Linked DNA regions of Mus musculus: region 1 is linked to region 2. A link is a loop called in an ENCODE intact Hi-C map of the cell type or tissue named here. Cell type or tissue: heart. All regions are shown on one strand. Links, peaks and the distances in the headings refer to the core of each region. The heading gives the core; the rest is flanking DNA.

Region 1 (5,379 bases), core at 208-5,207, 64 kb after region 2:
GAAACTATGGTAACTGTTTAAGTAAGGTCAGGGAGGCCGGAAATAAAATGACCCCAACAGGAGGAAAGGACACAGAACCCTATGGCTGAGCGTGTCTGACAAGCTGACCCTCGGCTGGCAGAGAAGGCATCCGCCCAAGATGTGAGGTCAAGAAACTGTGAGAAGTCTCAAAGTCACTCGCAGGTGCACTGTCACCAAGCAAGTGTGCTGTCACCAAGCAAGTGCTTAGTGCGTTTGTGGGAGATGCTGGATCTGAGACCCGTCCCAGGGAATGCAGAAAGAAGAGCGGTGGACGGAAGCCAGGAGGAAGATGTTTTCTCAAGACTATATAGCACATGGTCTTGGTATTGTACCCAGGTGACCCACAGAAAGGTGAGCTGCTCTCCTCTCTCACATCCAAAACAGAGAGAGTGCCTCCGGCTCAGGCATATTGAGGGCAGAGACACACACCAGCCTGGAGAAGCCTGTGGCAGAAACTTAGGGCCATGCTAGAGAATGCTGTTCCGGAGTGGATCTCAGAGCAAAACACCGCATAAGGGCCAGAAACTAAAGTACACACACAAATGACTTGTCTTAGGGTTTCTGATGCTGTGATCAAGTAAGTTTGGGGCGGGGGGGGGGGGAGGGTTTATTTGGCTTACATTTGCACATCATAGTCCACCACTGAAGGAAGTCAGGACAGGAACTCATGCAGGGCAGGAACCAGAGGCGGGAGCTGATGCAGGGGACAGGGAGGAGTGCTGCTTACTGGGTTGCATATCACAGCTTGCTCAGTCTGCTTTCTTAGAGAACCCAGGACCACCAGCCCAGGGAGAACAGCAAGTACAGTGGGCTGGGCCCTCACCCATCAATCACTAAGTAAAAAAAAAATGCCCTCTAACCGTATCTTATGGAGGCATTTCCTCAACTGAGTTTCCCTCCTTTCAGGTGACTCTAGCTTGTGTCAAGTTGACAGAAAACTAGCTGGCACATAACTCTAGGGACTCTAGAAAATAGCTGCCTGGGGGCTCAGCAAGAAGGACAACACAGGCCAGTAAGGTTTAATTTCTAAAGGTGTGTTCGACCTTTTCTGTACCCACGGGCTGGCAAGACCTAGAAATAGCTCCCATTGCAAACACAACCACCACTCTTCCTACACTTCATGACAATCCGCAGTTGGAATGACGGTCTCCCTGGCAGGTCCCTGAATGTCACACATGCGCACACAGAAGCATCCTTGAGTCTGTGGTCTCAGTACAGGGCACAGGGCACATACTAGGAATCTCGTCAACATTAGTCTGAAAGACCCATAACGTGAGGACTCGCCCACGTTCTGACTCAGGAGAGGCGACACCCCAAAACCACCAACGAGAAACGGACTTGCTGCAAATTGCAAGAGGATTTTTATTCAAGAGCGCTCTCGGGCCCATGGTCATACACCACGCAGGGGTAGAGGACCGTGGCGCCCCCAGTAGCTGGATAAGGGGGTATTTAAAGGAAGGAACCACAACTCAAGGAGGTGGGAAGGGCGTTGTTGGAAAATACCAAAAATACCAGTTAAGAGTCACAAGGAAGTACAAAGTCACAAGTGTCAGGTTATCTCTCAAGACAGTTTCTAAGAGCCCCTAACAATCTAAGAGCCCCTTGCAATAGCACCTTTGCATAGTGGGTTCCAGCAATGGTCAGGGTGGGTCAGGGTGACTTTCTTTGAATGAATACTCCTTGAACACAGGAAGCGGGTGGGTGGAGGAATGTCGCTATCTGTTTTATGATTAGCATACCTTGGAGCACTGAGTTTACTACTCTTTCAAGTCCACACATGGATAACTACCGAGAGAATCCCATCACTCCGCCCTCCGTCTAAAGTAACATTACTATGGAACTGTAGCTTTAGGAATGAGAATCAATAAGGTGCCTCCCATGGGAAACATGAATTCTGAGGTGGCTACAGGGTCCCGGAGGTATGGCTGGGGGGAAAAAATAAAATGCTCCTATTTCCCTGCCCCTCAGGAAACTGAGCAGCTTTTGAGCTGAAGAATATAGGTTGCTCAGCAAAAATTAGCCTGCAAAATCAGAGAGATTAAAAAAAATTCTTTCCCCACTCCACAACATGGGGTTGTACTTTTTAAGGCTGAGGCCAAAGATTTCAGTAACTGACACAAGTATGCACAGGCCCACACCACATCTCCAGTCTTCCTGCATGGGGCCAGAAAGATCAACAAGCATTTATTTTAAATGAGTATTTGGACCAGGCATGGTGGTACATGCCTATAGTTCCGGCACTTGGAAACTGAGTCCGAGAAAAACATGCAGCCAGGTCAAGGCTAGCCTGGGCTACTTAAGTGAGTTGAAGTCTAGCTTGGGCTACCTAGACAATATCTCCAAATGCTTAATTAGTCAATTGAAATGAAGCAAGGGTCTGAGAGGCACCGAGGGAGAACTATGATCCAAATATGGCTACAGAAATGTCCCATGGGAACAGCCGCCAGTTATACCTGCCGCTGCAACTCCATCAAAGTGAAATTTCAGAGGTAGAAAAGGTAGACAGTAGACAGCCACACCTTCTGCAGCAGGACAGCAGTCACCCCACCCAACCCAACTCACAAAAGAGTGCGGGCAAGTTTTAGGGTCCCCGTCATTGGATAAGGATTCTTCCTGGTGCCTTCGCCTGGCAAGGATCACCACACAGGCTGCACCTCCGTCCTTGTGAAACGGTAATGCTGGAGCCAACAGTTAAGCCAAATTTAAGCCTTGTCTAGATGAGGATCTTGAAGGCAAGCTGGCTGAGAGCCGAAGAGGGAAGGAAGCTGAAAAGCTGTGTGTATTTATGACCTAAGAGCCAAATTAACTTCCTCCCACTTTTTCTCCCTCTGGAGTCACTGGTGACTTTTTTTTTTAACTGCTGTACCAAAGGCCCACATGTTACAACACCAGACCACTCAGCCCCGCCACCATTGCTAGATAGAAAAAGACCACTCCTCAGGCCAGGCCAGGTTGACCTTTCAATATAGTGGAATTATTTCCAAAGTGAAGAAAACGTGAATATCCATCACCATGCTTGGAGAGTGTTAAAAATGAGTGCTCAGATATGTACACAGATATTAAATGGCTTTTGGTTGTATTCCTGGGGTCTGTGAGATACAGAAAGTGGTGAGTCTGCCCATTACTTCACAGAATGTGATAAAGACACATGAAAGAGATGGGCTTTGTGAGACTGGTATGGTCCAAAGGCATGCTGAATTCCCCTACCCTGTGTGAATATCCCTCCATAGCCACAGGCTCCAAATTCACGGCTTCCACCAACCATTGATAGAAAAATATTTGGGAAAAAGGCACCTGTAACAAACACTTACAAACATCTCTCCTTGTCACAGTCCCCAAAACAATACAATATAACAACTTTTTGCAGAGCATCTAGGTTGGGGAGGTGTTCTTGGGTGCCTAGCCATGATGTCAAGAGTGCAGAAGGTATGTATGTGCAGAGTACGGAGTAAACAGATGGATGGAGGGTCCATCTTTTTTTTTTTTTTAAGAATACAGTTTCTGGTAAGGCTTGGCCTATACTCCAGAAGTACATGGACCATACAAATTGGAGGCAGTGAGCTATTCCATTTAAAAAGGCAGACAGGAGAGAGACAGAGAGACAGAGAGAGACAGAGAGACAGAGAGAGACAGAGAGACAGAGACAAAGAGAGAGACAGAGACAAAGACAGAGAGAGACAAAGAGAGACAGAGAGACAGAGAGATAGAGAGATAGAAAAAGAGACAGAGACAGAGAGACAGAGAGAGACAGAGACAGAGAGAGACAGAGAGACAGAAAGAGAGAGACAGAGAGACAGAGACAGAGAGAGAATACAAAGAGGGCAGGGGTAGGGAAGTGGGTAAATAGGGAGAAAGGAGGAGGAGGAGTTGGGCTGAACAAGATCAAAATACAAACGACACCCTATGAAATTCTCAAGGAATGAATTGAAATTTTTAAAGAAGAAAAAATGTTTTAAAAGAGCTGTATAGCTTCTTGTTCATAAAACTCTTTTGCGGTTCGGCATCCCTGAAGACTCCTTGATGCAGACAGAGTACCAACCATAGAAGCCAAGCCCAGGTGTCAGGTAGCCACAATGAAATCACTGTCATCGCCTTCAGCCACAAACACTGCTGGGCACACTAGTGATCCTCGTCCCTCCACACGGAAGGCAAGGCTGGCAGAAGGCAATAGTCCATCAGGAGAGCCACTGGCGGAGACAGAGAGGCATGTACCTTCTTATGTTGGGCCCAGAGCAGAGGAGAAAAACCCATTACACATTGCCTGTGGCTTAACCTAGAGCCACAAGGACAACTTGGCAAAGGGGGCATCTGGGAGAAGGAGGGACTCACATCCAAGCCTCACACAGAAGCATCCAAAGGCAAAGAAAATAGAGGAAGGATACATTTGCAGGCGTGAAGGCCAGTTAGAACACAGACAGACAGACACACATAAGCAGCATGTTAGTTTTGGCCTTCCTGCTGGTAATCTTTCCGTGTTTTGTGTCTGCTCCAGGACAAACCTTGACCTCCCTCCAGTTTCTTCCCACATGTTAGCCGTCTGGCGTTCATGAATCCTAAATTTCAAAAAGCCTCTAAAGTTCCTAAGACATTCTGAATCAAGGCCATTGTACTCAGTGTCTCCGCGGAGACCTACCAACCACACACCTGTGACCACAGCTCTCCTGTCCGCTGCTCTCATTTTCAATTCTCTGCCTCGCACGGCCCTGTTTCATCCCTTCCTCCTCTGACATGTGTTCCCTGGGGCATGGAAATCATCCCCTGACAAGGCTAGATGAGGGATCAGGGCAAGGACCACGGGGTCTCTGATCTAAAATCGGAGCCTCCCTCTGGGATAAGCGAAGTTTGGAGGCTGCAGGCACATGGAAGATAGACAACACCAATGTCATATCTCCCTGTGCTGTGCGTGGTCAGGATCCAGCATCAGCATCACCTGAGGGCTTGTTAAACATGCAGCATCCCAGCATCAGTGATGGGCTCAGATGATGTATTTAAACAGTATCCTACGAGGAAGCTAGACTTACATCAAAGAGGCTGTCTAATATCTATACCAACTAACATAGCTAACTTCAGAACCACCTGCCACAAGTACTCTGACCTTCTTATTACAGAGGTGATAGACCTTTATCATAATAACAAAATAACAGGAGAATCAACTTCAGAGGGGAAAATGGGGGCTGTGCACTTATGGGCCTAAAGGTTGTAGTTTGTGGTCACGCAGAACAGTTGCTTTGAGTCTGAGCCAACAAGGCACGTTGTGACTGTGTGAGAGAATGCGGAAGAGGAAGTCTGCTCACTTCACAGGAGTCAGGACGAAGGAGAGGGCCAGCATCGCAATATCCATTTGAGGGCCACAAACCC
Region 2 (5,379 bases), core at 300-5,299:
AGGTTGACATGGGCAGATTTAGTTCTGACCTGGCTTGTTGCTTCCCTCAGAGTTATTAATGGGGTTTGAGATAAAACTGGGGCAGGATGGTTTATGCCAGAGATGCCTTTTCTTTTTTTTTTCTTTTTTCTTTTTTTTTTAACTTTGGTATCGTTATAAGCAGAATTTTCCTTTTTCATAAAAGTAGGGCACTTTGTTAAAATATCTAAATTTAAATATGCAATAACATCATACTGAACACTATGATTGAAACAAAACACAGCTGTAATTTACTGATAGAAAAATAAACATCAAAAGCAAATTCTCTCTCTCTCTCTCTCTCTCTCTCTCTCTCTCTCTCATGTAAGCCCAGGCTAGCCTTGACCTTGAACCCTTGACTCTCCCCACCCCCCTCATCTACTTCTCAAGTTCCATGACTACAAGCCTGTGTGTGTCATTATGTCCATTTATTTACTTACTTGCTTATATATCTACTTAGTTATTCTGATTTCATTGAGTCAGGGTCTGTTTTGTAGCCTAAGCTAGTCTCAAACTCACTATGTAGCCCAGACTGGCTTCAAACTTAGAATTCCCCTGCCTCAGCCCTCCAGGTGACGGGATTGCATGCTGTTACTACTCTTTAATTAATAATGTGTCCAAACTTGTATTCTTTCTATCCCGTCCGTGGTACTAGAGATGGAACCTAGAGTCTCATTCACGCTAAGTGAGCACTCCACCACTAAGTCAGTCCTCCTTTGCTTCTTTCCCTCCTTCTGTTTATTTGAAACAGCATCTTAACTAAATTTCCCAGGCTGGCCTTGAACTTACTCTATAGCCCAGGAAGACCTTGAATTTGGACTCCTCCTGCCTCAGCCTCCTACGTAGCTGGGATTATAGGCTCACAGACTCTTATTCTTATTTCGTACATGATTAGAGTATCAGTCTGCACGCCATCTGTACTGCTGCTCGTCAGGATCCAGTCTCTTCCTGACCAATGGGATCCTCTCCCATCTGGCCATCACCCACCCTCTTTCAGTTACTGACAACCCACGATGATGACTGTCAATAGGGTGCAAGTAGAGTCGGCATGTTCTAGACACAGGCAGAGCACATGCCATCCCTCTTGCTTCTTCTTGATGGCTAAATGGAGGCAGATGGTTCTGCCCCTCCAAGCCTATAGAGGCACAAGAAGAAGCATGTGAGACAGTGGAAGGAAGAGGAAACAGCCAAGCAGAAAGAGACTGGTCCTTCATTTTTATAGATGCCCACTTTAGCCTTGGGGCGTCTGCCCCCAGACTTCACCCCATGAGACGGAAATACATGTTTTCTAACAGTCATTGTCGTTTCTGGTTTTCTGCTAATCCACCAGACACTTTTCCAAGTGCTACAGATACAGAAATCAGCAAGAAGCACACACTCCCTGCTCTTATCCAACCTGCATCCCAAGGCAGACCAGAGACAACCCAACCACCCTGTAGTGTAGAGTGTAGGCTGCTGAGAAATATGAAGTGTGGGTCTGGGGATGGGAAAGGGAATGGGCTTGGAGGCAAGCACAGTCCCCTGAGGCAGAAGCATTCTTATGTTCTAGGAATAACAAGAGGTTCAAATCGCCTTGTCAGCAGCATAGCCTATACAGACCAGGTCAGAGAATTAAGAAGGAACAAAATTAAAGGAACAAAATTTAATTTTTTTTTTTTACTTCCTCTTCTTGAGGCAGGGTTCTAATGTAGCTGAAGTTGGCCTTGAATTTTCAATCCTCCCCTCTTCTGGCCTCTACTTCCCGGTTAGATTTGCAAACATCTGCCGCCACACATGGGAATTCCGAGGGCATGGTAAGCATTTCAGTTTTTTTGTTTTTGTTTTTGTTTTTCGAGATAGAATTTCTCTGTGTAGCCCTGGCTGTCCTGGAACTCACTTTGTAGACCAGGCTGGCCTGGAACCCAGAAATCCGCCTGCCTCTGCCTCCCCAGTGCTGGGATTAAAGGCGTGAGCCACCACGCCCGGCTTGCTTTTCAGTTTTATGCTGAATGAGCAGGATGGACTGTGAGTTTTCAGCACATATCTTTAGAGATTCACCCTGCCTGATGAGTTAGAGGCTGGATTCAGAAACTGATGTGATAATCCCGGAGAATTTATTGGTGACCTGAACCAGGGTAGCAGTAAAGAAAGCAGGGAAGAAACCAAATCCTCGTCCTGATGTCATCTGCAAAGCAGAGCTTTTCAGGTTTGTCCAAGCTAAGAATGTGGGCTAGGTCAGAAGGCAGTGTCTTCTTGTAGGCACTCAATGCCCATTTCATATAGAAACGAAAGAATAGTTTGCCCAAGATGACCCAGCAAAGATTTTCAGAGCCAGAAATCAAATCCGGATGTGTTTTGTTTGAGAGCACACCCTTGCCTCCACCCCGGTCTCCTGCTCCCTCGGACAACTTCCAAGCTGGGATCACATGGAAATATCATAGGTCAAGACAGCCAGATCCCACATGCCTGGCCCATACATAAAACAGAAACAGGACAAAGGCACACAGCTGGACTAGTACCACATACTCCTGCCTTAAATAACCCCGCCTGTCACGTGAAGCACAAGACCAGAGCTATACCCTGCGACGCAGACAAGCCCTTGACCCTGGCAGCAGGCTTTACCAACTGGGCTTTAGCAACAGCTTGGGATTGCTAAAATCTGACCAAATGACTTTACTCTTGGCAGAGGCTGCTAGGCCATTCATCATCACAGATTTACTCAAAGGGTCAGAATACTAAAGCTATGAACCCACCGTGGAGAGGACTCAAAAAAAAAATCATGTTTTCAAAGTGTTAGGATTATTTTTATCATATCCTGACCCAGAAATATTAAAGCTGATGTTGGGAAGGTTTTCTGTCAACAATCTGCATGGGAGAGTTCACTCCTTACTCTACTTGAAATTTTCTAGCTGGAAGGTTTTCTCAATGTGACACAACAATGCAAGTGTGTTCGTGTTGCGGAAGCTTTTTAGAATAGGTACACACACACACACACACACACACACACACACACACACACACCACTGTAAGTAGTTAACCATGGGCCTAACACAGTTTCGAAAGTTTTCAAACATCTCAGGGTAATGCGCCACCAAAATTCCACAATATGAGATATGTTGATAGGAACCGAGGTTTCTTTCCTAACTTTCACATTTCCTATTACCAAAATTAGAAAGTCATCGCATCAACTTTTCTTCTCTATCTTCCCCCTTCTTTATTATCTCTCTTTCCTCCTCTTTTCTCCCCTCCTGGACCTTTTCCCCTGTCCCCCCCCCCACCCCCCTCGCTGGGTCGATTTTCTGCTGTACAGCCTCCCAGACCCCAGAGGTCCAACTGTTAAGAACACCAATTTCCAGCTGAGGGCTCACTCCAGAGAGAGTGAAGGATAACTGACACCAGAATTTATTGCCCCCAAAAAACAACCTTCTTAACTCAAAGCAAAACCGTAATTACGGGTGAGAAAGACACTCCCTGTTAACTGGCTGTGAACGAGTGATTTATTTACAAGGCATCCTCCCTCCCAGCAGAAAGCTCTTGGCAGTCACAAATACAGATTCTTGTGTATTCAGAGGCAAAGCGCAGAGGAGCAGAAGAGAGAGTTAAAAGGACATTCTGCACGGGAAGTGTGCCTCTTTCCACCGAATTTACCCCGTAAAGCCACAACACTAAGAGCCCCTGGAAAATCCCCCACTAGGGAAACAAACTTGCACCATGGCAGTGACAAAGACTCCGCATCCCCTCTCCTCTCCCCCCACTTGCTCTCCCTCCTCTCCCCTTCTCCTCGCTCCCCAAGCCCCCCTCCCTGTCTCTCTTCTCTCATCTCTTTCTCTATCTCTCTGTCTCTCTCCCCCAGCTATCTCTTTCTCCCCCACCCCCGCCCACTTTCCTTTTTAATGTGATTCTTTTCCCTGTGAAATCTCCCTGTCACTACTTACAACTTACAGGAAGGCAGTTCTTGCAAGGATGAGGAAAAAAACCCAACACACATTTAATTCACAAACCTGACCCAGCAGAGATAAGTGCTTTTAAATAGTATTAAGTTCTTGTTTTCAGGGAACTGTCAAACTTTAAAGCTAACATAACACTCTGAGATAAGCAGGCTATTGAGGGCTTGTCTCTCTGACAAAGCAGGTTGGGGGAAGTCCTGGCAAAGAAACTGCAGGGGGCTTGAAGAGAGGAGTCTGCTCAGGCCTCCAAAGGATGGAGGAACCAGGCCATAGAATCACCTAGAGAGACATTCGGCCGCCATAGCTCTGCTCGGCTCAGGCTCGTTTCTTCAGTGTCTCCACCTGACCCAGCATGGTTCCTGGAAGGGATATGACCAGAAGCCCTTGACCCCACTCTCCAGACGTCAGCTTAGCTGTTCCACCAAAGCCAGTCCCTCTGATGCAGGAGCAATGGCTCTCAATTACTTCTAGGACAGATGTAGATTCCAAACAGCACTAACCTTTGGAAAACCTCTCCAGGAGACTGGGAACTGACTTCTGAACAAGGGCCTCATATCAAGGGAGAGTGAGTTGGTTCAGTTTTCTGCATGGAAGGTTTTTCTGGGTTTTGTTGTTTGTTTGGTTTTGTTTTGTTTTGTTTTTTGTTTTTTTGGGTTTTGTTGTTGTTTGTTTTTGTTTTGGGGTGTGTGTTTGTTTGTTTGGGGTAGAAGACATGAATGTATGTACCCAGAGTGCACAAGGGTTCAAGTCCTTTTAGTAGGGAACTTAGGCTCTGAGTCTCATGTGATCAAGTAGTTGGAATAGTTAAAATGACTCCCTATAGACATGACCTGTGGTGACTTAGCAAAGTGCCTGGACTTAAGCTACATCACATTGCTGCTTAACACAGGGGAGTCATCTTCTCTGCTGCAAACTCAAAGTTAATCCCTCTAAACCCAGACATGTGACCCTCTGGGAGTCAAGAAGGCCACGGGACAGTTGGCTCCACAGAGCCTAAGCTTCAGAAGAAAATTCTACAAGCATACACCATTTCTGTGAAGAAGACAGAGTTAAGCCACATGCCTGGACCTCAATAGTTGGAGGGGTGAGGCTGGAGGGTTTTGAGTTCTAGACCAATGTGGGCTATACTTGAAAAAAGAGAGGAAAGCGGGGACAGCTGGAATGGCTCACAGTTCGAGAGGATACAGTCCATCATGGTCTTGAAGCCATGGGGGCAGAGATGTGAGGCAGCTTGGTCAGATGAGAGGACAGGAAGTGGACCAAGTCTACCCCTGGTGACTCATTTCCGGTGGGGATGTGTCTTAGCAAATTACTATAGCTACCTAAATTCCAGATGGTCTCGTTTCCATTCCTACACTAAACACACTAAGTGTCGGATACTGAAAGGAATGTGGGTGTGGGAAGGATCTGAGGTTTAGGATGAAGGTGGGAAGGA

The links. A loop is a pair of places that touch in the nucleus more often than their neighbours do. Peaks named below come from ENCODE experiments on the same cell type or tissue, not always from the same donor. Only the 100,000 strongest peaks of a DNase experiment are listed, where the experiment ranks them.
Region 1: it touches region 2 in a loop (2.2-fold over the local background); 2 of 42 quality-filtered maps call a loop at or near these places.

Annotation. Positions count from the first base shown.
Region 1 is chr13:44,477,549-44,482,927 of GRCm38, forward strand. Gm34084 (predicted gene, 34084) reads right to left here and starts at 2,779. Exons shown (of 2, transcript NR_167749.1): 1 at 2,584-2,779. In heart, for the core only: no CTCF peak of the experiment used is centred there; a DNase peak (open chromatin) is centred at 2,753.
Region 2 is chr13:44,413,645-44,419,023 of GRCm38, forward strand. No RefSeq gene overlaps it. Among named protein-coding and RNA genes, the nearest start is that of Gm33958, 16 kb to the left of the region's middle. In heart, for the core only: no CTCF peak of the experiment used is centred there; a DNase peak (open chromatin) is centred at 2,467; H3K27ac peaks cover 2,517 bases.